3 separate regions of the Homo sapiens genome follow, and regions 2 and 3 are each linked to region 1. The links are chromatin loops, found by intact Hi-C in ENCODE. Cell type or tissue: Caco-2. All regions are shown on one strand. Each heading gives the region's core, and the rest is flanking DNA. Links, peaks and the distances in the headings are about the cores only.

Evidence for each region. A loop is a pair of places that touch in the nucleus more often than their neighbours do. Peaks named below come from ENCODE experiments on the same cell type or tissue, not always from the same donor. Only the 100,000 strongest peaks of a DNase experiment are listed, where the experiment ranks them.
Region 2: it touches region 1 in a loop (7-fold over the local background); 5 of 110 quality-filtered maps call a loop at or near these places.
Region 3: it touches region 1 in a loop (4-fold over the local background); 5 of 110 quality-filtered maps call a loop at or near these places.

The regions. Positions count from the first base shown.
Region 1 is chr10:21,394,551-21,404,508 of GRCh38, forward strand. It overlaps the pseudogene MRM3P1. Among named protein-coding and RNA genes, the nearest start is that of LINC02643, 27 kb to the left of the region's middle. RefSeq lists an enhancer at 8,536-9,075. In Caco-2, for the core only: no CTCF peak of the experiment used is centred there; a DNase peak (open chromatin) is centred at 5,261.
Region 2 is chr10:21,301,082-21,311,039 of GRCh38, forward strand. No RefSeq gene overlaps it. Among named protein-coding and RNA genes, the nearest start is that of LINC02643, 67 kb to the right of the region's middle. RefSeq lists an enhancer at 8,302-8,920. In Caco-2, for the core only: no CTCF peak of the experiment used is centred there; a DNase peak (open chromatin) is centred at 3,390.
Region 3 is chr10:21,287,392-21,297,349 of GRCh38, forward strand. It overlaps a transcript of NEBL not described here. Among named protein-coding and RNA genes, the nearest start is that of LINC02643, 81 kb to the right of the region's middle. RefSeq lists enhancers at 1-408, 5,147-6,346, 5,177-5,940, 9,439-9,958. In Caco-2, for the core only: no CTCF peak of the experiment used is centred there; DNase peaks (open chromatin) are centred at 5,660 and 6,640; H3K4me3 peaks cover 781 bases.

The sequences.
Region 1 (9,958 bases), core at 4,284-6,783:
AAGGATTGGTCCGACCTAGTAACACCACAAGGAATAATGGGTCAGTGATTACATGGTGTGTCTTAAGGTGTGGAGACCTAGGATTAATTGCTCATACTTGTCTTAGGACAGCAGATTTCATTGAAATGAAATTCAAAATGTTACAATTAGAAAAATATAATTATCAAAGCTGTGTATCTTACAGCATTTTAAATGGAAATTGAAACCCGTTTTTCACTATCATTTGGATTATGGCTCCTTATAGTCTCTAGGAAGAACCACTATTCCTCGAACCTTATATTTTTTAGATTACTTCTTCAACTTTTTATGTCAGATTAAAAATTAAGAAAATGTTTACTAAAAGATTTAGCCCTTCATTTTTGCAAAACCTCTGCCCATGTGGTGATAACTGTCAATAAACTCCTTATTCTAGAAGCAGATCTAAGAAGTGAGGTACAAGCCACAATTTATTGCCCTGTTTAGCCCAATAAACAAAGAACCTTGTCTTCTAAAAAAAAAAAAAAAAAAAAAAAAAAAAAAAAAAAGAGTCGTCCAGCCACAAGATTCCGAACCTCCCCAATTGCTCCTAGGGATAACATCACTATTGCAAAACCTAAGATTGGTGCTTAAGGTGTTTTCTAGGCCCTGCATTCTCATGCACCAACTGGCACTACCCAGACCAGTAATCTGGCTCAACCAGTTCTCCAATGCCACCTAGGAACACAAGGCAGCAAGAAGAACCCACTTCAAACCCCTATGATTTTTATCTCCAAACCAACCAATTAGCACTCCCCACTCCCTGGTCCCCTCCCTGCCAAATTATCCTTAAAAACCACAGTCTCCAAATTTTCAGGGAGACTGATTTGAGTAATAAAACTCCAGTCTTCCACTTAACCAGCTCTGTGTGAATTAAACTCTTTCTCTATTGCAATTCCCCTGTCTTAATACATTGGCTCTATCTGGGAAACAGGCAAGGAACCTGTTGGGCAACTATAAAAGTTCTCAACTAGAAGGCTCTGACACTCAAGGAGTTGGTCTCTAACACTTTTTCTTTTTTTTTTTTTTTTTTTTTGAAACGGAGTCTCGTTCTGTCGCCCAGGCTGGAGTGCAGTGGCGCGACCTCGGCTCACTGCAACCTCCGCCTCCCGGGTTCACGCCATTCTCCCGCCTCAGCCTCCCCAGCAGCTGGGACTACAGGCGCCCACCACCACCCTAGGGGAATTTTTTTGTATTTTTAGTAGAGACGGAGATTCACCGTGTTAGCCAGGATGGTCTCGATCTCCTGACCTCGTGATCTGCCCGCCTCGCCCTCCCAAAGTGCTAGGATTACAGGCGTGAGCCACCATGCCCGGCCAGGTCTCTAGCACTTTTTCTAAATATTTCCCTATTTAAAAAATAAATGAGGCTGGGCGCAGTGGCTTATGCCTGTAATCCCAGCACTTTGGGAGGCCCAGACGGGCGGATCACCAGGTCAGGAGATCGAGACCATCCTGGCTAAAATGGTGAAACCCCGTCTCTACTATCTCTACTAAAAATACAAAAAATTAGCCAGGCATGGCGGCGTGCACCTGTAGTCCCAGCCACTCAGGAGGCTGAGGCAGGAGAATGGCGTGAACCCGGGAGGCGGAGGTTGCAGTGAGCCAAGATCGTGCCACTGCACTCCAGCCTGGGTGACAGAGCGAGACTCCCTCTCAAAAAAAAAAAAAAAAAAAAAAAAAAGTAAAAATAGAAAAATAAATGAGAGAAGAGCCTAACTTTACTAACTAACTGTAACTTTACTCTCATCTTGCTTATTTGCATTTCAACAAGCTGTCTTGGTGTCTGAGAAAGGCAGGAAATCTCAGCTTTGGCAAAAAATTACATATAATGGGCAGCATACTTTTTTTTTTTTTTTTTTGAGATGGAGTCTTGCTCTTGTCGCCCAGGCTGGAGTGCAATGGCACAATTTCGGCTCACTGCAACCTCTGCCTCCTGGGTTCAAGCGATTCTCCTGCCTCAGCCTCCCGAGCAGCTGGGATGACAGGCACCCACCACCATGCCGGGCTAATTTTTGTATTTTTAGTAGAGACGGGGTTTCACCATGTTGGCCAGGCTGGTCTCGGACTCCTGACCTCATGATCCGCCGGCCTTGGCCTCCCAAAGCGTTGGGATTACAGGTGTGAGCCACCGCTCCTGGCCAGGCAGCGTATCTTCTATCTATAGCAGGAAGTTATCCCAAGGGTGCACATCGTTTTTATATGTGTCACTGTCTCAAAAGCTTATATGCACGTGGCTTTCACCTCTACACAAAATAGGAGTTTTTATGTTTCCAAGCACATAGTAGATATGAAGGAAGCTTTTTGAGCTCCTATAAGAAAAAGGCACCATGCAATTTAAAAGATATTAGTACTAAGATAGAACAGAGACTCCTGTTAGTGGCCTGCAGGCCTCCACAAGCATGGAAAGAAAGAAAATCTTGAATTCCTTCAAGGGAAATTCCAGGTGCCTAGCCAGCCCTGAGAAATAAATAAACAACTTGATAAGCAAGAAGAAGGGAATAGTAACTTAAAGCAACAGCCAAGGAAGCTAGAATCATGGGATGTCTGCTTCCCTATGGAAACTAAAGATAACATCTTTTTTTGTTTGTTTTTTTTTGAGATGGAGTCTCCCTCTGTTGCCCAGGCTGGAGTGCAGTGGACCATCTCAACTCACTGCAGCCTCTGCCTCCTAGGTTCAAGCTATTCTCCTGCCTCAGCCACCCGTGTAGCTGGGATTAGAGGCATGCACCACCACACCAAGCTAATTTTTGTATTTTTAGTACAGACGGGGTTTTGCCATGTTGCCCAGGCTGGTCTCAAACTCCTGGCCTCAAGTGATCCACCTGCCTCAGCCTCCCAAAGTGTTGGGATTACAGGCGTGAGCCACTGAGCCCAGCCACCCCTGCCTTAAAAAACCCTTACCTGCAAGGTCAGGATTTAAGCATAAGCTGCCTGATCCTCCTTGCTTGGTAACCTGCAGATAAACACCTTCTTTCTTCCCACTGCAAACGTCGGTGTGGATATCTGGTCTTATCGTGTCAGGCAAGCAGACCCCATCTAGCTTCAATAACAGTACTGATGATCATCTCAGGTGGCCTTTTACAAATACATACCTGGCATCCTAATTTTTCAGAAAGATTTGAGGAGTCTTTTTGGAGAGTAGAGGGGTATAGGGTGTGTATTTGTATGTGTGCAATTTTCATTTCAACTGCATGGATTCACACAACATAAAACACGGGCATGAAAAGGACCCCAGTGAATGTTACAGACACCAGCACCTGCCACACGGTCTTGGGACACATGGAAATAATTCATGAAAATAATCAAGCAGGCCAGGCACGGTGGCTCACGCCTGTAATCCCAGCAGTTTGGGAGGCCGAAGCGGGCAGATCACCTGAGGACAGGAGTTTGAGACCAGCCTGACCAACATGATGAAACCCAATCTCTACTAAAAAATACAAAAATTAGCCAGGCATGGTGGCAGGCACCTGTAATCCCAGCTACTAGGGAGGCTGAAGCAGGAGAATTGCTTGAACCTGGGAGGCAGAGGTTGCAGTGAGCCGAGATCGCACCATTGCACTCCAGCCTGGGCAACAGAGCAAGACTCTGTCTCAAAAAAAAAAAAGAAGAAGAGAAAATAATCAAGCGGTTTCACCCCTTGTATCTGTTCAGTAGACCCTCCCTCTCTTTAAAATTATACTGGATGTGGCCAGGTGTGATGGCTAACGCCTGTAATCCCAGCACTTTGGGCAGCCGAGGCAGGTGGATTGCTTGAGGCCAGGAGTTTGAGACCAGCCTGGCCAACATGGTGAAACCCCATCTCTACCAAAAATACAAAAAATTAGTCTTGCGTGGTGGTGGGCGTCTGTAATCTCAGCTACTCAGGAGGACAAAGCAGGAGAATTGCTTGAACCTGGGACGTGGAGGTTACCATGAGCTGAGATCATGCCATTGCACTCCAGCCTGGACAACAAGAGCGAAACTTCATCTAAAAAAAAAAAAAAAAAACCCAATAACTTATGGAAAATAAAATTTAAAAAAATAGAAAAATAAAAAAATAAAGATTGTACTGGATGTAACTAGGACAAGTGATCTCTTTCATCCTACCTCACCAAAGAAGGCCCCTTAGCTGCATAAACTTGTTTAATGAATGAATCACCAAGATGATTAATCAAGGGATAGGAATGACAGTGGTTCCAAATGTGCCTCTATTTTTTGATAGCATGAGAATATCCCTGGCTAAGTAAAAGGGTAGTTGTAACTACTGTTGTAAATCACACTGACTTTTAGCAGGTTGTTTAAAGCAGGATGGAAAGTTCAGCCAGTCCAAGCACCAGGCTAGTCCTCTATTCCACACCTCATAAAATGAACCTAAGGTACCTTTGTAAGAAAGCAGCATAGACCATACAATGCCAGAGTCCCTGGGGAAGAGAGAAAATGTGAAAAGCAAACTATAGGCTTTAAAAAATGCAAATCCAGCTTATGTTTGGATTCAACTATTTTAAAATATGTCCTCTTAGCCCACTAGCCACTCCACTTGGAAGGAGACGTAATTTATGTCTAAGGAGTGGCAGAATTCATTCAGAATCATCATCTTCTAATTCAGCCTCGTGGCTCTAAAAATTGCCTCTGGGTACTTGCCTAAAATAACTTTTAGAGTCTGTACTCCAATAAAGAGTCCTTTGCTGAAACTTGGATCAAATGCTCATTTATTACCCTTACCTCTTTATCAATTAAAAAACATGTTATAAAAGCACATTCTTTATAAGAGGAAAGACATAGAAGTTATTCTCTTTGCTATGCTCACAGTACAATTTTTCCAAAATGAAAGGAAACATGTGTCCAGGGTGGGGAAAATGTGCTGGTGTCATGCGGCGGCTCTATGAAATATTACTACCTGATCAGAATCAGACAGAAACCAATGGGTAGGGGGTAACAACTTCCCTTTGCAAGCATCAGCTCTGTATGCGGTGGAGGTAAAAGTGATTAAGAGACTGAGCCAAGAACTAGAAAATCATATTTTTATTCAATGTTTAAAACTCAACTTTCTCTAGGTACAAGGAATCTCCATCTGTTTTAGAATTGGGATGATCACAAAGGTGCTGGCTGAAATGGTTTATTCCTAAAGCTCCTCTTCTTGAAAAAATATTTATTTAACAGATCAAAGCCTGTGAGCCCATCATCAGCTTTCCATTCTTCTCAGCACACAGCTATTGTGGACCCAGCCGGCTTCCAAATATAGGCATGGAGACATATGATGTCACAGTCTGGCATGCAAAGCTCCCCAACCCCACACATGCATGCACTCATAAAGAATGCAAACGTCTCTTAAAACCGTGCACTTAAACATGTTTTGTAAGGTTCTGTGGTTGCATCCCCAGAGATGGAAGTCAAGGAAAACCTGTTCTGCAGATGGAAAAAAGAGGTTATAGCAGAGAGGTCTACTCTCCTTAATCAGTAGTTTCTGGTCTCTAAAAGCAATGAGCCAGCCAAAGAACAAATGAAAAAAGAAATCTATTGACTAGAAACCCCTTTAAAAGAGGTCTTGGCTGGGTGCAGTGGCTCATGCCTGTAATCCCAGCACTTTGGGAGGCTGAGGCAGGCGGATCACGAGGTCAGGAGATCGAGACCATCCTGGCCAACATGGTGTAACCCCGTCTGTACTGAAAATACAAAAATTAGCTGGGTGTGGTGGTGCGTTCCTGTAATCCCAGCTACTCAGGAGGCTGAGACAGGAGAATAGCTTGAACCAGGGAGTCGGAGGTTGCAGTGAGCAGAGATCGTGCCACTGCACTCCAGCCTGACAACAGAGCAAGACTACATCTAAAAAAAAAAAAAAAAAAAAAAGAGAGAGAGATCTTATATTAAATCTCTGATCCATCTAAAACAGCAACATTCTGTTGTGTTAGACTCAGCATAGCTTTGTCCTTCAAGGGGAGACAGTCCATCAGTAAACACATAATTCTGAGTGACACCTATGTGCCTCTTGCTACAACTAGGGTTGAGGGCTAGATGTCAGAGAAGTTGAGGTTTCTATATGTAGAAAGTCTGCAGTCTAGCTTGGAAGGTGCCTTAGCCCATTCAGGCTGCCACAACAAAATACCATAGACAGGATAATTTATAAACAACAGACATGTATTTACTTATTTATCCACTTATTTTTATTTTTACTTTTATTTTTATTTTTGAGACAGTCTCACTCTGTCACCCAGGCTGGAGTGCAGTGGCGCAATCTCGGCTCACTACAACCTCCACCTCCCGGGTTCAAGCGATTCTCCTGCCTCAGCCTCCTGATTAGATGGGATTACAGGCATCTGCCACAATACCTGGCTAATTTTTGTATTTTTAGTAGAGACAGGGGTTTCACCATGTTGGCCAGGCTGGTCTTGAACTCCTGACCTCAAGTGATTCTTCCACCTCGGCCTCCCAAAGTGCTGGAATTACAGGAGTGAGCCACGGCACCTGGCCTAGTTATTTATTTATTTAGAGACAAAGAGTCTCACTCTGTCACCCAGGTTAGGGGGCAGTGGCATAATCACAGCTCACTGCAGCCTCAAACTCCCAGGTGCCAATGACCCTCCTCATCCTCCCAAGTAGCTGGGATCACAGTCACGTGCTACCACACTCAGCTAACTTCTTAATTTTTGTTGTGATGGGGGTCTTATCATATTGCCCAGGCTGATCTCAAACTTCTAGGCTCAAGTAATCCTTCCACTTTGGCCTCCCAAAGTGCTGGGATTGCAGGTGTGAGTCACTGAGCCTGGCCTATTTCTTCTTCTTCTTCTCCTTTTTTTATTTTGAGATGGGGTTTCACTCTGTTGCCCAGAGTGGAATAGAGTGGTTGAGTCACAGCTCACTGCAGCCTTGAACTCCTGGGCTCATGTAATCCTCCCACCTCAGCCTACTGGGTTGCTGGGACTATAGATATGCACCACTACACTTGGCTAATTTTTTACTTTTTTGTAGAGAAAGTTCTCGCTATGTGGCCCAAGTGGGCCTCAAATTCCTGGGGTCAAGTGATCCTCCTACCCCCACCTCCCGAAGTGCTGGGACTACAGGTGTGAGCCACTGCGACTGGCCCAGAGATTTATTTCTCATGGTTCTGGAGGTGGGGGAGTCCCAGACTGAGGTGCTGGCAGATTCAGTGTCTGGCGAGAGCCCTCTTCCTGGCTCATAGACAGAGCCTTCTCACTGTGTCCTCACATAGGGGAAGGGGCCAGCAAGCTCTCCAGGGTCTCTTTTATAAGGGCACTCATACCATTCATGAGGGCCCCACTCCCATGACCTAATCACCTCCCAAAGGCACCACCTCCTAATATCCTAATACTATCACCTTGGGGGTTAGTATTTCAATATATGAGTTTCGAGGAGACAGAAACATTCAGACCATAACAGGAAGCATAAGGAATATGTGAAATAATTAACAAACGATGCCATATAATATATAATAAAATGTAGAACTGCGAACCAGGCGTGGTGGCTCCTGTCTGTAATCCCAGCACTTTGGAAGGCTGAGACAAGTGGATCACTTGAGCCCAGGAGTTCGAGGCTGCATGCAGTGAGTTATGATGGCAACACTGCACTCTAGCCTGGGTGACAGAACAAGATACTGTCTCTAAAAAAAAAAAAAAAAAAAAAGAGTGTAAATGTGAGCATCACAAGTGTTGCAGATTCCACTGGGGTGTGTTGCAGGTTGGGTTCCTCAGGAAGCCGACTCTGGGGAGGAGATCGGAGCACAGGAATTTACCAGGGAGGGCTCTCAGGGCCAACGCCTGTTGGGAAAATGAAGGACTCAGGACCGGCCAGATGGAGCTGAGCGGCCTGCTGTGGCAAGCTCTGAAGCTGGGATGTCCCTTTAAAACTGTCCCACGCTGGGCCTATAGACAGCTCCACACATTCCTGCCACTCATTGAATGCCCAAGCAGGAGCGTGACATGGGACAAAAGTGACTCCTTGGGCAGAGGCCATTCCCAGGCCACCGCTGAACACTGATGGCTCCCACCCGGCCAACAGCACACCCAGCAGCTGGGGATATAAGTTCTCCATCCTTGAAGGAGAAATCTGGGCAGCACGGCACAGCATCTGCAGGAGAATGGCTCCACACCACAATCTCCCCACTCTGGGAAAGGCCCTCCATGGCCCCAGCCCCCACACCCACCTCTCCCTGCCTGCATCCAGAGAGGTGCCTCATTTCTAGAGGCAATCACCTGACTCAAGCTTAAACATTCCAGTTTTCTCCTGGGACTTGAAACTTGGCATGGATACAGAAAGTAGCAGTTATTGAAGCAGACTTGGTGCCCTGAAGAGAAAGTCTAAATGTTTCTGCAGCTGAAATCCCTGGAGGTTCTCTCTTGCCGCCAACTGGAAGCCAGGGTTCTGGTTCTCCCTTCAGTTCTGTGAGGAGCCGCGGGGCCTTCCCAGGAAATATGTGTTTTGGCCCATATCCCAGAACTGGATTTTATGGGTTGCAAAAAAGACTACCCTAATTAATAAACAAGGATTACAAGGAGGACTAAAGAATCTATTATGATGTGACTTTCATATGTGTCATGTCTAGGACTCCTTCAACACTCTCAGTCCCATGAAGGCAAGGACCAGCCTGCCTTATTTACTCTGAGGTTCTCACTAAGCATGGTGATTGACATAGCATAAGCATCTAGCAAATTTGTTCAGTGTTGGTACTCAGAAACCAAATACCCCAAAATACATCACATTGACATACTGAAAAAGAAGTCTCAAGTTCTCTCTGGCCTCCCCCAACCACCACGACCATCTCTTCCAAAGAGTTAAAAGTTCCTTTATCTGCCTAAGATCCAGGCCCATCAAGAAGAACAATTGTTTTTTCTTCCGCTCCCTGTAAGACCAAGAATGTAACCACACCTGAACCACCCTATCACTGTCAAAGAGAAGTATTTACAAGTTAATCTCTGTTCCCAGATCCATTTATTCTCCCTAGTAATCCCCTCAAAGAATTCCACTTCTACCCTCTTCCATAATCTGTTTTATCCCTGAAACAGCCTGGTTGTCTGGAGTAACACCCCAAGTTCCTTGTCCCATGGCCACAGAGAACAAGGACGCAGACACACAAAGAGTAAGGTTGAGATTGAAAGCATAGTAAGCGAAAGAAAGAGAATAGCTCTTTGCTACAGAGGGGGGTTCCCAGAAAATGCTGGATCTGCAGTGAAATGCAGGGGGGTGTATTGATGAGCTGGTGAGGAGGTGACGTCTGATTTACATAGGGTGCAAAAAACTGGTTAGACTGGGTGTGCCATTTGCATAGGGCACGAATTTCTGGTAGCCCCGCCCTAATCTTTTATTATGCAGGCAGGTCCTCTGCCTGAGCTGCACCATGTTGCCCATTCATTTACTGTACATGTGGTAACCAAAAAAAGGGAAGATGGAACCTCCGTGCTGGACATGCCTGGCCCCCAGGTAGCCCTTTTCTATTGGCACAGTTGCTGGCATTCCCCTGTGCAAGCTTGCAGCTTCCTTGTTCATGTTTGCAGCTCAATTTCTTAGGCTGCTCTTTGTTAGAAATGATTTTGGGGGCTGCTTTTTGTTGTAAGGGACACTCTGCTGAGGACTCTGTTGCCCTCACTATCTGCCTTAATAATTTATTTCTACCTCCAGGATCCAAACCCCCTTTCTTTCTGTAGCCCTAAGATGGTATATAAACTTTTGTACCTCACTATTGGGTTGAGTCTTCATTCTGAACGCTCCCGTGTATACACATTAAATAAATTTGTACGCCTTTTCTCCCATTACTCAATCTCCCCCAGGTCAGTGATTTTTTTTCAGCGAACCTTTAGGGAGTGCCACAGACCTTGGCCCTCACATCAGTGAATGAATGAATGGATGAGAGCAGAGGGCCTCAGCATAGATTGGGATTATAAAAAGGCTCCATGAAGGAGATGGAACTGGATCTGGCATTACATGTGTTGATTTTAAATAGTCAAAATCTG
Region 2 (9,958 bases), core at 1,998-4,497, 96 kb before region 1:
ACAGGCACGCACCACTGTGCTGGGCCTAAAGCACGTTCTTAAGAGAATATCAAAATACTTTTCCAGAGACACAAAGCATTGTCTCATCTGGGAAAACAGGAAGACGGAAACTCGGAGAAGTTAAATACTTAACTGAGATACCCAGAAGTTCAGCTGCCAACCAGGCAAGGCATCTGAGAAGGCTGTTCCATGAGTCTGGCTTCTGTCAGTTACAGATATTTCATCCAAGTTATGTTATATCTGTGTTACTTTGTCAAGTAAAATGGCACACTCCCTCAGTTATAGTCTTTTTAATTTATTTTTTTTGTGACAGTCTCACTCTGTTGTCCAGGCTGGAGTGCAGTGGCGAAATCACAGCTCACTGCAGCCTCAACCTCCCAGGCTCAGGTGATCCTCCCACCTCAGCCTCCCAGGTAGCTGGGACTACAGGCATGCGCCAGCACGCCCGGCTAGTTTTTGTATTTTTTGTAGAAACAGGATTTCACCATGTTGCCCAGGCTGGTCTTGAACTCCTAGCCTCAAGCAATTCGCCCACCTTGGCCCCCCAAACTGGTGGGATTACAGGAGTAAGCACTGCGCCTGGCCAGTCATAGTCTTACCCTATTTATTCATCTGCTGGGCCCTATGATGTCCTAATTCTATCTGACTTGCCTAGTTGTAAATTTCAGTGGCCAGGACCAAGGGCAGGTCTGCCTAGATTCTAAAGTACCCAGGGCTTTGTGAAAGTTCAAGAACCACACAAATACCAGAAAAGCAGTGTCCTGGGAAAAGCTTCTATAACCGACTCATAAATGGATGATTCTCCAAGGAGGGCATCAAGGGGAAAAAGAAATATGATCTTCCTCCACTCCCATCCCCCCTCCACCTCTTTGCTATAAAAGCCTTATTTCTTATTACTTTAATTAAGTTTCTGGTATGATCCCTGGTAAAAGGCTTTATGTTCATGCAGTCTTGTAGAAAACAGCCGTGAACTGGCCAGGCGCAGTGGCTCATGCCTGTAATCCCAGCACTCTGGGAGGCCGAGGCGGGTGGATCACGAGGTCAGGAGATCGAGACCATCTTGGCTAACACGGTGAAACCCCATCTCTACTAAAAATACAAAAAAATTAGCTGGGCGTGGTGGCGGGTGCCTGTAGTTCCTTCCAGCTACCCAGGAGGCTGAGGCAGAAGAATCGCTTGAACCCGGGAGGTGGAGCTTGCAGTGAGCCGAGATCGCACCACTGCACTCCAGCCTGGGCGACAGAGCAAGACTCCATCTCAGAAAAAAAAAAAAAAAAGAAAAGAAAAGAAAGGAAAAGAAAACAGCCCTGAACCCCACAATGACAGCAGCAACCCAAGAACTTGGTCACCTATACAAGCCCCTACCTTCTCTCCTGCCAGTGTTAACTTAGGCCACCAACATGTCAAGGTAGGCCAGGCATAGTGGTTCACGCCCATAATCCCAACACTTTGGGAGGCCAACATGGCATTGCTTGAGGCCAGGAGTTGGAAACCAGCATGGGCAACAAAGCAAGAACCGGTCTCTACAAAAAAATGTTTAAAAGTTAGCCAGGTGCTGTGGTGTGTGCCTGTAGTCTCATCTACTCAGGAGGCTGTGGCAGGAGGATCACTTGAGCCAGGAATTGGAGGTTGCAATGAGCTACGTTCACACCGCTGCACTCCAGCTTGGGCAACAGAGCAAGACCCTGTCTGCAAATAAATGAACAAATTAATGTCAATGCTATTATATGCAACAGAGAATCAAATCTTTACCCAAGGTGAAGGCATCTGGTTGTGTCTTGTCTTGCCTTGTGTTGTTCCTTTTTCCCTCACTCCAATTGTCCCTCCACTCCCTATAAGAATCGATCTTTAAGGCCGGGCGCGGTGGCTCACGCCTGTAATCCCAGCATTTTGGGAGGCCAAGGCAGGTGGATCACCTGAGGTCGGAAGTTCGAGACCAGCCTGACCAACGTGCAGAAACCCTGTCTCTACTAAAGATACAAAATTAGCCAGGTGTGGTGGCACGTGCCTGTAATCCCAGCTACTCAGGAAGGCTGAGGCAGGAGAATCGCTTGAACCCGGGAGGCAGAGGTTGCAGTGAGCCAACATTACGCCATTGCACTCCAGCCTGGGCAACAAGAGCAAAACTCCATCTTAAAAAAAAAAAAAAAAAGAATCGATCTTTAGTTTCTCCAAAACTGATGCTACTGTTCTCTCTTAACAGAAAAAGCCATCCAAGGTCCCTGTTGCCCCAGTGGGTCAGCCTCAGGGATTGCCACCCAGGAGGGAGGGTGCTCAGCCCCGTGGAACAGGTGCTAGAGCTATGCCATTCCACACCCCCAGACAGTACAGGGACAGGGAATATTCCCAGAAGAACTCTGACTTAAATGAAGAAAACTGCATTTCAAGACACAATTGTTCGTCCGGGTGCGGTGGCTTATGTCTGTAATCCCAGAACTTAGGGAGGCCAAGGTGGGCAGATCACTTGAGGTCAGGAGTTCAAGACCAGCCTGGCCAACATGGTGAAACCCTGTCTCTACTAAAAATACAAAAATTGGCTGGGTGTGGTGGCACACGCCTATACTCCCAGCTACTTGGGAGGCTGAGGCATGAGAATCACTTGAACCTGGGAGGCAGAGGTTGCAGTGAGCCAAGATTGCACCACTGTACTCCAGCCTAGGTGACAGAGTGAGGCTCCATCTCAAAGAAAAAAAAAGAGAAAGAACACAATTGTTATCACTGGAGAAATCATGACTTTTTTTTAGTCTCTAATATTGATAACTTGTATTGTTTGTTTATCTCTAATATTGTAATATTGGTAACTTGTTTGTTTATCTCTAATATTGGTAATTATTTCTGGCTCCCACACACACAAAAAAAGACATTAGTCAGGCCAGTTGCGGTGGTTCACGCCGGTAATCCCAGCACTTTGGGAGGCCGAGGCTGGTGGATCACCTGAGGTCAGGAATTTGAGACCAGCCTGGCCAACATGGTGAAACTCCGTCTCTACTAAAAATACAAAAATTAGCCAGGCATGGTGGTGGGTGCCTGTAATCCCAGCTACTCAGGAGGCTGAGGCAGGAGAATCACTTGAATCTGGAAGGCGGAGGTTGCGGTGAGCAGAGATCATGGCATTGCACTCTAGCCTGGGTGACAGAGCGAGACTCCCTCTCAAAAAACAAAAAAGACATTAGTCGAGAGACCTCATAATGCTTTTCTACTCACTCAAAAGACAACCTAGGCTCTAATCTTCAGTGTAGTCCACAAGAATACCTTCAAATCAGCCAGTGATTCAACTCTGACCCATAATAACGTCTTACATTTCTAAAGAACATTCCAGCTTTGAAGTGCTTCCTGTGTATTTCTTCATCAGGACTTTGGGACAGTTTGGTAGTTTCTAGAGCACCCATGGCCCTCCCATGTCTTGTTATCTCAAGGCATAACCGTATCATACCTGACTGGTTCTTTAATGCTCTGAGTGGTTACAGAATCAGCCCAAAGTGGAGATGGGCCATGATTTGCCACTGACGACAGTGGGTAGGAATTGAGAGACATCATGCCTTAGGAAATTAGGGCATTCCTACTTCCAGAATCTAAAAGTTCATATAACATCTACTTACAGAGAAGTAGAAACAACACTCAAATGAAAATTCATTAGTATGCTAATGCATCACTGTTGAAACAGAAAGATGAGGTGCATTGACCGCTTCCACCAGAAATATTTTTATGGGCCTGGCACAGTGGCTCACGGCTATAATCCCAGCAGTGTGGGAGTTTTGAGGCAGAAGGATTGCTTGAAGCCAGGACTTTGAGACCAGCCTGGGCAACACAGTGAGACCCAATCTCAAAAAAAAAAACAAGAACAAAAGAAAGAAATACTTTTATAGTTTAATGTATTTAACACCCAAATGCAGAAATCATACCAATTGCATGCTGAGGAATAAAAATACCCCCACATTCTAACCAACACCATGAAGTTTACGCTTTTTGTGTCTTTCATTAAACAAAAAATTATTAAGTGAACTACTTTGGGAAACTTATTTAACATTTTGGGTCTCAGTTTCCACATTAGTAAAAGGTGCATAATAATAATAGTACCTATTTTTAAGAACCGTTCTGAGGATAAAATGGGTTAATTTATGTAAAGTGCTATATACTGTCCCTGGCACCTGACAGCCTCTTCAACACCATCTTGGGCCACTCTACCCAAGCTAACCATAATCTGGCATCTGGCCATTTAGCTTTCTTTTCTTTCTTTCTTTTTTCTTTTTTTTTTTTTTTTTTTGAGATGGAATCTTGTTCTGTTGCCCAGGCTGGAGTGCAGTGGCACAATCTCGGCTCACTGCAAGCTCCGCCTCCCGGGTTCATGCCATTCTCCTGCCTCAGCCTCCTGAGTAGCTGAGACTACAGGTGCCTGCCACCATGCCCGGCTAATTTTTTGTATTTTTAGTAGAGACGGGATTTCACCATGTTAGCCAGGATGGTCTCGATCTCCTGACCTTGTGATCCGCCCACCTCGGCCTCCCAAAGTGCTGGCATTACAGGCATGAGCCACCGCGCCCGGCCTCTTTCTTTCCCTCTTTCTTTCTTTCCCTTTCTTTCTTTCTTTCTTTCTTTCTTTCTTTCTTTCTTTCTTTCTTTCTTTCTTTCTTTTTCTTTCTTTCTTTCTTTCTTCTTTCTTTCTTTTTTCTTTCTTCTTTCTTTCTTCCTTTCCTTCTCTTTCTTTTTTTTTTTAATAGGTCTTACTCAGTCACCCAAGCTGGAATACAGTGATGCAATTATAGTTCACTGCAGCCTCCAACTCCTGGGCCCAAGTGATCCTCCTGTCTCAGCCTCCTGAGTAGCTGAGACTAGAGGTGCATGCCATCATGTCTCCCTATGTTGCCCAGGCTGGTCTTGATCTCTTGGGATCAAGCAATCTTCTCACCTTGGCCTCTCTAAGTGCTGGGGTTACAGGTGTGAACCACTGTACTCAACCCACATTTAGCTTTCCTTTCCCTTCTTCAGAGTCTTTCCATATGCATTTTCCTTCATGAAAACTCTCTTTCTGTCTCTGGCTGCATTATATTTACCCTTCACATGTCAAGGCAAAAACAGCAGAAAAAGATCCAGGGGTCATAGCTGATCACACACATACAGTATGTAAGTATATATGTTTGTGTGTGTATATGCACACATATACACACTGACATATATGTATATAAGTCAGCAATACAGTGCTCTGGGTCTAGGTAGAGGCTGGGTCTATATGAAATCAGTATGTTCTAATACGCATATGGGGTCCTAGGGCAGGAAATAGCTATACTACTTTCCATTGTATTAAGCTGACCTTTTTAAGAGTATTTCATCCTATTGTGGTCTTTTTTTTTTTTTTTCCAGACAGGGTCTCACTCTGTCACCCAAGCTGGAGTGCAGAGGCATGACCATGGCTCACTGCAGCCTCAAACTCCAGGGCTCAAGCCATACTCCCACCTCAGCCTCCCGAGTAGCTGAGACTACAGGCATGTGCCAACTTGCCTGGCAAATTTTTTTATTTTTTGTAGAGATGGGGTCACACTATGTTGTCCAGTCTGGTCTCGAACTCCTGGCTCAAGCGATCCTGCCATGTCGGCCTCCCAGAGTGCTGGGATTACAGGCGTGAGCCACCGCATCTGGCCCCTGACATTTTTTTTTGTAATGCAATTGTGAATGCATTCAGGAGATTCCCAAAAAGCTTACCATGAATTATTAAAAGCATGAAAAATCATAATTTTAATGCTTTATTTCATAATAATAAAAATATATTTTTATTATTATTGTATATATATTTATAATTATTAAAAGCATAAAGAAAGTCATAATAACTGGAAGAAAGAAAAGACTAAGGGATGACCAAATGCCTCCCTTCAGAATTACAAGTAGATTCCATTTTCGGGAATGCTCTGTCTGCAGAAGACAGAAGAAGACAACTTCCTTGGCTGGGCGTGGTGGCTCACACCTGTAATCCCAGCACTTTGGGAGGCCAAGGTGGGTGGATCACGAGGTCAAGAGATCGAGACCATCCTGGCCAACATGGTGAAACCCTGTCTCTACTAAAAATACAAAAATTAGCTGGGTGTGGTGAAGTGCGCCTGTAATCCCAGCTATTCGGGATGCTGAGGCAGGAGAATGGTTTGAACTTGGGAGGCAGAGCTTGCAGTGAGCCGAGATCATGCCACTGTGCTCCAGCCTGGCAACAGAGTGAGACTCCGTCTCAAGAAAAAAAAAAGAAAAAAAAGGCCAGGCGCGGTGGATCACGCCTGTAATCCCAGCGCTTTGGGAGGCCGAGGCGGGCAGATCACCTGAGGTCAGGAGTTCGAAACCAGCCTGACCAACATGGTGAAACCCCATCTCTACTAAAAATACAAAAAAAATTAGCCAGGTGTTGTGGCATATACCTGTAATCCCAGCTACTCGGGAGGCTGAGGCAGGAGAATTGCTTGAACCTGGGAGGCAGAGGTTGCAGTGAGCCGGGATTACGCCACTGCACTCCAGCCTGGGCAGCAAGAGCAAAACTCCGTCTGAAAAAAAAAAAAAAAAGACAACTGCCTTAAGCAACAAGAGAGACCATTCTTACAACAATATGGTACACTGACAACTGGATTCTTGGTGTCTATAACATCTAGATTGTCTTTCCTGTGATTTAGAATCTGACAGCCCTGAGTTTGAATCTTGGCTCCAGGGGGTTGAAGAATCTGATGAGATATAGAAGGTGGAGATTCTTGCAAAATGGACATAGCAAGATTTTTGCAAAAATTGGGAGGCACCTTTGTACAGACATAGAAGTCCACAGGATAGACTTAGTTGGGAAAGCAGCTCAGAGGAGCCTGTGTAACTTTTGGCAAGTAATTAATTTAATCTCAGGGGATTTTTCTGCTAAATGGGAATAATAATACCCACCCCACCAGTTTTTATAAAGTTTAAACAAGATCATTATTTGTTCCTGGCTTTTAGTAATGGAAATGAAAGCCGATTCCCTCATCCACCTCCTATGTTACTCCCCTCAAGTTTGGCCCATCCGCTTGAAGAAACTGTCATCACAGAAAGACAAATACCTCCTCTTCTCTCTTAGAAGTGGGAGCTGAATAATGTGTACACATGGATATAGAGAGTGGTGACAACAGAGTCTCAGAAGGGTGAGACAGTGGGAGACAGGTGGGTGGTGAGAAATTACTTAATGGATACAATGTATGACACCCTGAAAGCCTGACTTCACCTCTGCGCAATCCATGCAGCTAACAAAATTACACTTGAACTTCATACATTTATACTTTTTTTTTTTTTTGAGATGGAGTCTCACTCTTGTCACCCAGGCTGGAGTGCAGTGGCATGATGTCAGCTCACCACAAACTCTGCCTCCCATATTCAAGCAATTCTCCTGCCTCAGCCTCCCGAGTAGCTGGGATTACAGGCGTGAGCCACCACGCCCGGCCTCCATAAATTTATACTAATAAAGTTCCTTTAAGTTTAACAATAAAAAAAAGATATTGTGATCAAGAAATTTTATCAAACATTGTATTTCTGTATTATATATATAAAAGAATCATTCAGTGCAAAGAATATTATATTCTAAATGAAATTAATCTGCAAATGATACATCTAGAGAGAATATGAAACTTATTCCAGAACAATCATTTTAAGCCAAAACAAAAGGTTTAAAGTTAGGTAAGGAAGGCACTTTGGTGAATATGTAGTGATCCATTCACCCACAGGTTCAATAAAACGGTTAAATGGTCAGCAGTTTGGCTAATTCACACTGGTGATTGCCTGGGAGAAGGAAGGCCGAAGAGTTCAATTTAGATTTAAAAAAAAAAAAAAAAAAAAACTTCCTTTGAGACAACTTGAACATAAAGACTGCACCACACATTTTTGAGTAATAGAAATAGCAAAGATGTATGTATCTCTTGTCCTTTTCTTTTAAGGAAAGCTGAGCAAATGGTACAATCTTGAGGAACAGAGTAAGTGTCAGCGAACCACGTGTTTCCAAAATGAGCTGGGAACAAGAGTCAGTGTCTGCAGTAGAGCTCTTCAAAGCCTGGGAGAAACTATGGAGCCGATGTATCAAAATCACACCCAAGACAGAGTTGATTTGTTTCTTTGATGTCCCTGACGTTGTTCATGCAGAATTCACTCCTTGAGGTCAAAAAGTACATCAAACTTCTGTAGAAATTCTAAATTATTTGATACATTCTCAGCATTGCAAAAAGAGAAAATTCTAGTTTAAGGCTCCAACTCAAAGTGTGCCTCTGTGAAGTACTCTTGAAAAAGAAAAAAAACAGCAACAACTGGTGCTTCTGACAAGACACTCTCCTTGACCAAACTTTGGTGAGACCCCTCTGAGCCTTTGAATTTCTGTGTCTATCTTTGCATTATCTAATTTTAGCAAAAATTCTGCTGTGTCAGTTAAGCGAGAATCTTTCCATATCTGATCAAATTTCTCATCCCCACCTCCATCACCAGGTGGTGTCTGATTACCTTAGCCTGTCTTGAAGGAAGGATTCTGTCGAATTGGTTTAGCCAGAATCCCCTGACCCCTGATGCTCCTTCCTGGGAATTTTTCATCCCCTAATCTCCACCCTACTTCCTGGCTATGAATCCCCCATGCTGTGTTCAGAATGGAAGCCCATTCTGTACTCAAGTCTTTTCCCCTATTGCAATAGTTCCTAATTAAAATCTGTTTCAGCCAGGCATAGTGGCTCACGACTGTTATCCTAGCACTTTGGGAGGCCTAGGTGGGCAGATCTTCTGAGGCCAGGAGTTCGAGACCAGCCTGGCCAACATGGTGAAACCCCATCTCTATTAAAAATACAAAAATTAGCTGGGCATGGTGGCAGATGCCTGCAATCCCAGCTACTCAGGAGGCTGAGGCAGGAGAATGACTGGAACCCAGGAGGCGGAGGTTGCAGTGAGCTGAGATTGTGCCACTGCACTCCAGCCTGGGTGACGGAGCAAGACTCTCTCAAAAATTAAAATAAATAAAATCTGTTGGCCAGGCGCAGCGGCTCACGCCTGTAATCCCAGCACTTTGGGAGGCCAAGGCGGGCAGATCACCTGAGGTTGGGAGTTCGAGACCAGCCTGGCCAGCATGGTGAAACCCAGTCTCTACTAAAGATACAAAAATTAGCCGGGCGTGGTGGCAGGTGCCTATAATCCCAGCTACTCGGGAAGCTGAGGCAGGAGAATCGCTTGAACCTGGAAGGCGGAGGTTGCAGCAAACCGAGATCGCGCCATTGCACTCCAGCCTGTGCAACAGAGCGAGACTCCGTCTCAAAATTAAGTAAATGAATAAAATAAAACAAAATCTGTTTCATCCCTTTACTGTCTGGCTCTGGTTTTTCCTTAACCCTTCCCAGCCTGATCACTCGCCTCTTCCTCAGTCTTGGCTCCCAACTACTAAGTGTTCCTCAAAATCAAATACACCCTTGGAAGGTGAAGATTCTCCACCATTAAAGATGGATGAGGCTGGGAGCAGTGGCCACTAAAAAATAAATAAATAAATACAAAAATTACCCAGGCGTGGTGGCAGGCACCTGTAATCCCAGCTACTTGGGAGGCTGAGGCAGGAAAATGGCTTGAACCCGGGAGGCAGATGGTGAGCCAAGATGGCGCCAGTGCACTCCAGCCTGGGCAACAGAATGAGACTCCCTCTGAAGAAAAAAAAAAAAAAGATGGCTGAATGTCTGTCTATGCTGTAGGCTTAGAAAATAAAACCAAAAGAGGAGTTGTAGAAATCTCTGCATTGTTTGAACAAACAGTCCAACGTGACTGCTTTAAGGGTGACAACTATTATCTGACTCTTTATGTTCCATTTTTTTTAATTACCTTAGTTTGTAGTCATATCTATCATAGTCACGAGGTAAGCTGCATGTCAATATGGCACGTCAATGCTTGAACTAAGTTGGCTGATGGTGTCAACCTGAGTTAGCTTCAGTTTGACTGACTTTTTTTTTTTTTTTTTTTT
Region 3 (9,958 bases), core at 4,306-6,805, 110 kb before region 1:
CAGGCAGGGTGGCATGTTCCTATAGTCCTAGCTACTTGGGAGGCTGAGGCAAAAGAATAGCCTAAGCCAGGGAGGTGGAGGTTGCAGTGAACCAAGATTCGGCCACTGCTCTTCAGCTTGGGTGACAGAGTGAGACTCCGTGGAAAAGAAAAAGAGTCAAAGGGTTGAAAGTATGTTCAACTCTACATACAATAAGAGAAATGCAAGTAAAATTAAAATTATAATGGGAGACCATTGAAAGTATTCATTAAAAATCTAATCAAACCCCTATAATCCAGATATATCACTTCACAGGAAATACAGGAGATAGAAGAAATGTTAAATGTTAGTACATACTGAATTGGCAAAATCAAGACTGAAAATAAATCTAGAAGACAAATAACGACATTCTCTCAACAACAACAAAAAAATTGCAAAGAAAATAGAAGAGATGGAAAAAGGGTACAGCTGTCAACCAACTGCAATGTATAGACCTTATTTGGATCCCAGTGCAAAAAACTGTAAGAAAATAAAAATTATGAAACCATCTCTGAAAAAAAATAGGCAGAGCATATGTTCATATCCATATACTATGTGAGTTATTCCAGGCAAGCTATTAATCTGTCTCAATTTTCTCTTCTGAAAAGCAATGAATAATGCAATGTATCCCCATAGGATTGTGAGAATTAAGAGATAATGCATATAAAGTGCTTAGCCAAGTACCTGGTACCTAGAAACCATTAAACAAATGGTAATCATTATGACACCAGTAATCAAAGGAGTGAAGTAATAACAAGACATGAAAATCATTGCTGCCAGCCGGGCATGGTGGCTAACACCTGTAATCCCAGCACTTTGGGAGGCCAAGGCGGGCGGATCACTAGGTCAGGAGTTCGAGACCAGCCTGGCCAACATAATGAAACCCTGTCTCTACTAAAACTATGAAAATTAGCCAGGCATGGTGCCAGGCATCTGTAGTCCCAGCTACTTGGGAGGCTGAGGCAGGAGAATCACTTGAACCCAGGAGTCAGAGTTTGCAGTGAGCCAAGATCGTGCCACTGCACTCCAGCTTGGGTGACACAGTAAGCCTGTGTCTCAAAAAAGAGAAAAAGCCCGACGCGGTGGCTCATGCCTGTAATCCCAGCACTTTGGAAGGCTAAGGCGGGTGGATCACGAAGTCAGGAGTTCAGGACCAGCCTGGCCAAAATGGTGAAACCCCGTCTCTACTAAAAATACAAAAATTAGCCGGGCCTGCTGGCAGACACCTGTAATCCCAGCTACTTTCGAGGCTGAGGCAGAGAATTGCTCAAACCCAGGAGGCAGAGGTTGCAGTGAGCCGAACTCATTCCACTGCACTCTAGCCTGGGCGACAGAGCGAGACTCCATCGCCAAAAAAAAAAAAAAGAAAAAGAAAATTATTACCATCTGACAATATATACGTGTGTGTGTGTATATATATATATATATATATATATATATAAAAATTTTTTTTTTTTGAGACGGAGTCTTGCTCTGTTGCCCAGGCTGGAGTGCAGCGGCAGGATCTCAGCTCACTACAACCTCTGCCTCCCGGGTTCAAGCAATTCTCTGCCTCAGCCTCCCGAGTAGCTGGGATTACAGGTGCCCACAACCAAGCCTGGCTAATTTTTGTATTTTTTAGTAGAGACAGGGTTTCACCATCTTGGCCAGGCTGGTCTTGAACTCCTGATCTCGTGATCCACCCGCCTCAGCTTCCCAAAATGTTGAGATTACTGGCATGAGCCACTGAGCCCGGCCCTTTTTATATTTTATGATAGGGCAGTAATCAGGACTTAAGCCCGGTTGTTCCCAAACTGGAAAGAATGAGCAGGAACATAATTGCACCTGATCAAATGAGGGCCTTACAGCTGCAGGGGAATCCTGACACCAGCTGGGTATGAGAGGAGCAACTCAGTATTCACGGAGATCATGAAGGACTGTCCAGAAGACAAGCATGCAGCTCATTGCTCAGCTAAATGATCTCCATTTGATGTCAATTTCAACCCAAACCAGCAGCAATAGGACTGAAGTGCCTTTTGTCCTCAAATTTGTTTTTCTAAAATATGCTTTGGAATTGTGCCCTTGGCTCACTTAGTTGCTTAACAGCAAATATATGAAACTGGCTACTGAAAATGTAATGCTGTGGACGTTGTCCCTTACTGGTGTAATGCCCCCTTTCTCAGGGCCTTTAAGAGATTATCACAACCACAGTGTCAGGACTTCTCCAGAGCACCCAGCGTGTGTTAATCTCATGGAAGTAAGCCTGGTCTTACTCTTTGCTTTGAGCTTTAGGAAACTCACAACTAAATTTGGGCCCCTTTGAATGATGATACAGACCCTTCAATTATGCAGTTCACTGAAAATATATTTTCCTTAGTTTAATTTTAATATTCTGAGGCTAGATAGTGGGTCAGAAACTACAGTCAAAGGGCAAACCCAATCTGGTGCCTGCTTATTGTTCCATTGAAGATGCTTATTCACTTGCCTGTTGTCTGTGGCTGCTTCTGTAGCACAACAGCAGATAATTGCAACAGAAACTACAAGGCCCAAAAAGCTAAGACTCTTTACTCTCTGGCCCTGTACAGAAAACATTCATCAACCCCTTCTCTAGACTTACCTTTTTCTAACTTTTTCTCTTGATCTTTACCCTGTTATGGGTGTTTTATAAATCCATTTTAGAAGAAAGCAGGTTGTAAAGAATCTAATAAGGAAGCAAGGCCAAGAGGGCCATGTGATGCTGTGTGGTCCTCAGTGACACCCAAACACACCCACACTAAAATGTCTGTGGGAAATTGGAACCACTCTCCCTGCTGTCAGCATAGACAGTCTATCCACTGCATGAGTTGTAGTCAGAGTAAAGAGAACCATCCTCCATCTCAATGTTGGGGCTCAGAGCACTGCAAAATATGATGCTCCGGTATGCTGAGCATTTTTGAATTAAAGGAAATTGGAAAACCTTAGAAGCTACCTCAGAATCAATAAATTTTCTAACCTTCTCTTGTTTCTTTCTCCAACCCCTGCCCCTACAAGCCAAGCACATGCAGAGGTTCACTCTGGAAGTTTCTTTATCTGATTGAGGAAAACTTCTTCCAAAAAAAATACAATTGTCTTAATAGCCCCTTCCTAGGAATCTTATCAAATAACCAAGAAAAATTAACCACCAGAGGAGAGAAAGACTAAAATCATCACAATGTTCAGACAAACTTTTCTTCTGTTCTTTTGAGGGTAACTCCAAAAGATTATTAGGAGATTTTATCTACATAATAAGACAACCTTTGTTCACAGTGCAGTTCTTCCCCTCACCTTACCACCACCTCCCCCAGAGCTCAGAACTTTGTCCCAGGCCATTGTCTATTATTTGGGCTCATCCAATTCCCTTGAAAATTATTTACCACCCCTTAAAAGTACCTACACCCCCCATTTCCCTCTCCCCTATGAAGAGTATATTTAGGCCTCAACCATCTGATCCTTCCTTGAGTCTCATAGTTTTGCACGGCTCCCATGCTTATGCATGTTAGTAACTTTGCATGCCTTTTCTCCTTTTAATCTGTCTATTGTCAGTTCATTTCAGCAGACTGGAACCTTCAGAGGGGAAGGGAAAATTCTCCTCACCGCTACACCCACACCAGATGCCAGTAATGGTTCTTAGAGATTCCTCTCTCCTAGACCTCAGTAAAGTTATTTCTGTCTTTAAGGGCTTTCTTTGCTAATTCCTCTAAATAATCAGTTTTCAGTAGATCCCACTGGCACCTAAAAGAAGAAATACTGGGCAAAGAGAAGAAAGGAGTGCAATGGGGGTGGGGGGAAGGTAAGGGGGTCTAAGAAGGCTAAGAGAGGCCAGGCGCAGTGGCTCACACCTATAATCCCATCACTTTAGGAGGCCAAGGCAGGCAGATCACTTGAGGTCAGGAGTTCAAGACCAGCCTGGCCAACGTGGTGAAACCCTGTCTCTACCAAAAATACAAAAATTAGCCAGGCGTGGTGGTGCATGGCTGTAATCCCAGCTACTCAGGAGGCTGAGGCAGGAGAATTGCTTGAACCCAGGAGGCAGGAGTTGCAGTGAGCCCATATCACACCACTGCACTCCAGCCTGGGTGACAGAGCAAGACTCTGTCTAAAAAAAAAAAAAAAGAAGAAGAAGAAGCCTACAAGAGTCAGAAGTCACGTGTTATCCTTCCTACTCAGCACTGGGCTTGACACCAAAATTGGGTCATGATGATGGCAATTATGAAAAATAAAAACCAGACCAGGCGCAGTGGCTCACACCTGTAATCCCAGCACTTTGGGAGGCCAAGGAGGGTGGATCAAGAGGTCAGGAGTTCAAGACCAACCTGGCCAACATAGTGAAACCCTGTCTCTACTAAAAATACAAAAAAATTAGCCAGGCGTGGTGGTGGACGCCTGTAATCCCAGAGGCTGAGTCAGGAGAATCGCCTGAACCCGGGAGGCAGAGGTTGCAGTGAGCTGAGATCACGCCACTGCACTCCAGCCAGGGAACAGTGCGAGATTCCGTCTCAAAAATAAAAATAAAAAAGAAAAAGAAAAACCTTATTTGTTTTACAATTAAACCCATATGCAGATGATAATTGCTGTTATAAGTTTAATGCCCAGACTTGGTTTCTCTTCCAAAAAAGTATAAACACAGTCCAGCTATATCTTTGTAATGCTCTTAAATGTGTCTTAGTAAGGACCAAAACATCTGATTTTCAAGGTATTTGGAGTTTGGGTCTCTGTAGCTGAACGTGGTTTCTTTTTCTCTTCAAAGAGGATATTTCAAGGAAGTCTTTCATCAAAAACTGCTAATTTAAGGCTCTGCTTTGTATAAAAGTTTATTTTGTATAAAAGTTACATGCTTCCCAAGATCACGTTTTAATTAACAAAGCACTGTATGGTCTTATCTAACAAAACCCTGAAAATCAAGTTGGCCATTAAAGGGTATTAAATGATTAATTGATAATCATTAAATGATAGGCAAACCAGAATATCACTGGAATTGCACGATCATCTTATTAGTCTCTCACACTACATACTGTCAATGCAAAAGACCACTTAGGAAGAAAATGTATGGCTGGGGTTGAAATAAATGTTAGACCCCTGAGAAATTTATTGAAATTGACTGAGAAAGTAACATTCGGGACTTTTTTTCCTGAAAACTGTTCAAGCCTTAAGCAACTGCAATTATACTTTTATCTTACTCTAAATACTGTCTTTATAATTAAGAAAAACATCCCTTGTGCCTATTCTTTTAAAAAGGACTTTTTCCCTCTATTTCACTTAAAAGGAAATCAAGGTTTTACATTTTCTAGTAAAAGCATAAGAAAAACGATGAAGGTATCTATCTTGTGAAAGGAAAGCTCATCAGCATCAAATGTAAAAATCTGTATAAGGATAGATTGTTTCATTTTGTTTCTTTAGAACATAAGAGAATCCGAATGACTTACATTCTTGGCTCTTTTTCCACCCACGCAGGGAAACCAGGAGGAATTCCAGAATCAAAGAGAACCGCATTCCTCTCTACCACAAAGTACTCACACTTGGCAAATGGCAAAGATTTGGGTCATCATTTTTTAAACGACAGCCAAGCATTAAAGAGCCCAGGCAGAGAGCAAGTAAAAGAGTCTCCGTGGTTCCTCCCAGCGCTAGTCTGTGGCCTCAACAACATAGCACGTTGCAGGAAAAATTCCAAATTTCTGGGTCCCAAGGGGAGGCATTACTCAGCAGTCTCAGCGGTGACGGCGTCAGCAGGACAAGAGCCATTTGCTCCGGGAGGACTTTGATGTTTCTTTAAATGGTTTCTGCATCTAGTCCAATAGAATGGATACGGAATTATCTTTATTACAACCACAAGGATGTGCAAATTTATTTACAGTATAAATGGTTCTTTCCACAAGTCCTAGCTGTCAACAACTCTTTATTTTCCTGGAGTGACTTAGAAGCCAAGAATGTTTTGTTTCTTAAGCTTCCTACCTAGAGAGGTAAAATAACAATCTTGTTAATGAGAAGACAAAGAAGCTAACTGTTCTGTTTTGCAGCGTTCCTACAGACCGTACCTTTTAATTGCCTAGTGCTGGCAACTTAACATACTGTAATGAGTACATTGTTCCTCTTTTTTTGTTTGTTTGTTTTTTCTTTTTTCTTTTTTTTCTTTTTTTTTTTTTTGCACATAGCTCTCTTGAAGTGCGTTAGAAACTGAGTTTGTTGTACAGAGCAGAGAAGATTCTTATTAAAAACTGGCGGAAGCATTTGGAACAAGCGGTTTATTTTGACTGGTGAGGTATGTCTTACATAGCTTGCATTCAGATGCAAGAGGAAAAAGAGATAAAGTGAATTAGTCCCAATCATCTGGGAAATGACATTTCTTACCGTGTTTGAAGTACTTTATGAATTAGAGAATGGGACTGATTTTGAAGGCTAAATTAATTTAATCTGTTTGCTTTTGTTTGATGCAGCAGCTGCAGCGACACACCCTACTTCTTTGAAAATCTGCAGCTTTCAAGGGTTTGGGTTTAGAAGAGAAAGAGTGCAGCTAAGTGGTGGTGGCTTGCTTGGTGGGGGTGCTGGGGGAGGGAATCCGTTTGCAATTTCCCCTGGTGGAAGTCTGGCATTCTCAGAGAGGGTTTGTCTCAGACATCAAGGTAGCCGCTCACTCAGGCCCACCATTCTTGTTATTAAAGGAGAACTTTCCAGGTGAAGCAAACAGGAGGCAAAGAAAGGAAATTATCATCCAACTCTTTCCACCACCCCCCCTCCCCCCAGCACATTTTCATTAGGGGAAAAAAAAACCTCCAGGGTAAAGATAAAAGAGGCAGAAAGGTTCCCATTGGCCACGGTCCATTAACAATGACTGACACCCAGTTTGCCACACAAGAGCCCCATAGCCCATAGCTTCCTTATTTATGTTTGAGTTGGGGATTTCTTTGGTGCCGCAGATGGGCTGATAGGTTCAAGAACTCAATACTAACCATGGACGTATGTCCCATCATCTTCGTTTCTCTACCTTAGAAGATGAGGACTGTGCGTTTCCAAGCAGGACAGAGAGACAGCATCTTTACAACAACACTGAGTATACATAGGTCAATTTTTCAAAAACGGATTAGGTTTCTAAGAGGAGAGCAGCTTCACCTGGTACATTTTCACCATCAACCACAGAGTCAGGGAGGCTTTTTGCAGATGGGTACGCCGAGGAGCATGGACCATTTCAAAGTTCAGACAGGAGTTGGGTTCAGTGAAATTTGCCCATCATGGTACTAAAGGCAGGAGATCAGGTCACATAATTCACCCCTGACTTGGTCTGGAAGAAAAATAGGCTGGCCGATTTTAGAAAAGGAAATACTGTACTTGGAGAAATCAAGAAGAGGCTAGAAGTGACCACAGACTGTCACATCATACTGGGCAGTGTCTGGTTGCAGAGCAATATTAAAGTCCACATGGCATTTATGGATTCATTACCATCACGACCTCCAGAACCGTAAGGTGGAGGAAAAAAAGACTGATGTATTTTCTGATGAGTAACACATTTATCGGGGCATTCGTCTTGTAAAGCAAGCTGAGCTGGGCCTATGTTCTATAATCTGCTACCTAAGGTAGACACAGGGGCTACATGCCCAGCCTCTGTTCTACCAGAAGCAACTGGTATATGGAGTGTGATGGGCTTTGTTCCTTCTAAGAGGGCCCAGGGTAAGCCTATGACTTTTTTTTTTTTGACACGGAGTCTCACTCTGTCACCCAAGCTGGAGTACAGTGGTGTGATCTTGGCTCACTGCAATCTCTGCATCCCAGGTTCAAGTGATTCTCCTTCCTCAGCCTCCTGAGTAGCTGGGATTACAGGCACTTGCCACCACGCGTGGCTAATTTTTGTATTTTTAGTAGAGACAGGGTTTCACCATGTTGGCCAGGCTGTTCTCGAACTCATGATCTCAGATGATCTGCCCACCTCGGCCCCCCAAAGTGCTGGGATTACAGGCAGCCTGGACTTTAAGTAAGGTTAAAGGTGAGACCTTTTTCCCAGAGCAATTCAGCTCCTCCCTGAGACAAGATCCTTGAATGATAAAACACCCCACATCCGCACCCTCCCTCTTAAAATTTTCCCTCTACATTATGGAATATTGTTTAATATTGACTTTTTAAATTAAACAAATCACTGCTTTATATCTTTGAAATGATCATTTACTGAAATTGAAGCAAACATGTTGCATTTTTTTTCACAAATCCATCTTTTCCAAGAGCTACATCCAGTCTCTGCTCAGAGCAAATGGCACAGAACTTAGGAGGCAAAAATGCAAGCGTGTGCTCTTCTCCCTCACACAACTGGTTCAGACATCAGGACAAACACCTCCATCAACGAAGTGTTTTCAGGGCAATCTCATAATTCTGTATTTCCAAGACCAAATATTTCTATGCAGTGAGCGGGAGAGAGTAAAAACAAGAGTAGCGGAACGATAGGAAGAAGAGCTGGTAGGCCCAGGATACCAGGAGCTGAAAATAACCAGGAAGCAGGTGCAGGCATGCCCCGGCCAGGCCCTGCCCTCTGCCTTCTCCTCTGTTTCTTGCCCCGCCAACCCAGGTGAAATGCAGCTGCCTCTCCCCACCTCCCTCCAGCTCTCCCCCTCCTCCCCAATTGGGACTGAAACTCTTCCAAGGGGACCAGGTGCAGTGGCTCACACCTGTAATCCCACCACTTTGGGAGGCCGAGGCAGGTGGATCGCCTGAAGTCAGAAGTTCAAGACCTGCCTGACCAATATGGTGAAACCCTGTCTCTACTAAAAATACAAAATTAGCTGGGCACGGTGGCACATCCCTGTAATCCCAGCTCTTTGGGAGGCTGAGGCAGGAGAATCACTTGAACCAGGGAGGTGCAGGTTGCAAATTAGCTGGGCATGGTGGTACATCCCTGTAATCCCAGCTACTTGGGAGGCTGAGGCAGCAGAATCACTTGAACCAAGGAGGTGGAGGTTGCAGTGAGCCAAGATCATGCCATTGCACTCCTCAAAAAGAAAAAAGAAAAGAAACTCTTCCAAGGGGCTATGAGAGCAGATTTTCACTACTAACAGCAACTGTGACAAGTTACTGATCACAGTGAATACCCACAGTGTCCCCATGTGCCTTGGACACAGGTCTTCCTGGGCAAAGCCACAAAGCAGCCGGGCAGCCCCCGGAGACTCCACCCAACATCTCCCCAGACCATGTGGGGAGCAACCCACAGGCCCTGACTGGGGCTCGCTCATGGCTATCACATCAACCCCCACTTGGAACCCAGCTCCAGCAACTGTGGGTTTTGTTTTTGTTTTTGAAGACAGGGCCTGGCTCTGCTACCCAGGCTGGGATGCAGTGGTGCGATCGTACTCACCACAGCCTCAAATTCCCAGGCTTAAGTTATTCTCCCACTTCCACTTCTCAAGTAGCTGGGACCACAGGCACATGCCACCACGCCAGCTAATTTTTCTTTTTTTTTGAGATGGAGTCTTGCTTGGTCGCCCAGCCTGGAGTGCAGTGGGGAGATCTCCGCTCACTGCAACCTCCGCCTCCCAGCTTCAAGTGATTCTCCTGCCTCAGCCTCCAGAGTAGCTGAAATTACAGGCGCCTGCCACCACACCTGGCTAATTCTTGTATTTTTAGTAGAGACAGGGTTTCACCATGTTGGCCAGGCTGGTCTTGAACTCCTGGCCTCCAGTAAGTAAACTGCCAACCCTGGCCTCCCAAAGTGCTGGAGTTACAGTAATTTTTTAATTTTTTGCGGAGATGGGGGTCTCACTGTGTTGCCCAGGCTTGTCTCAAACCCCTAACCTCAAGTGATCCTCCAACATCAGCCTGCCAAAGTGCTGGGATTACAGGTGTGAGCCATCGTGCGTGGCTGCAGCTGGTTTTCAAAAGCGATCCCTACAACTTGCAGGTGTATTTGCCAAGCTCTGCGTCTGGAACTGCTTTTCCCTTGATGTGGAGCTGAAGCTGTCCCTGCTCCTGT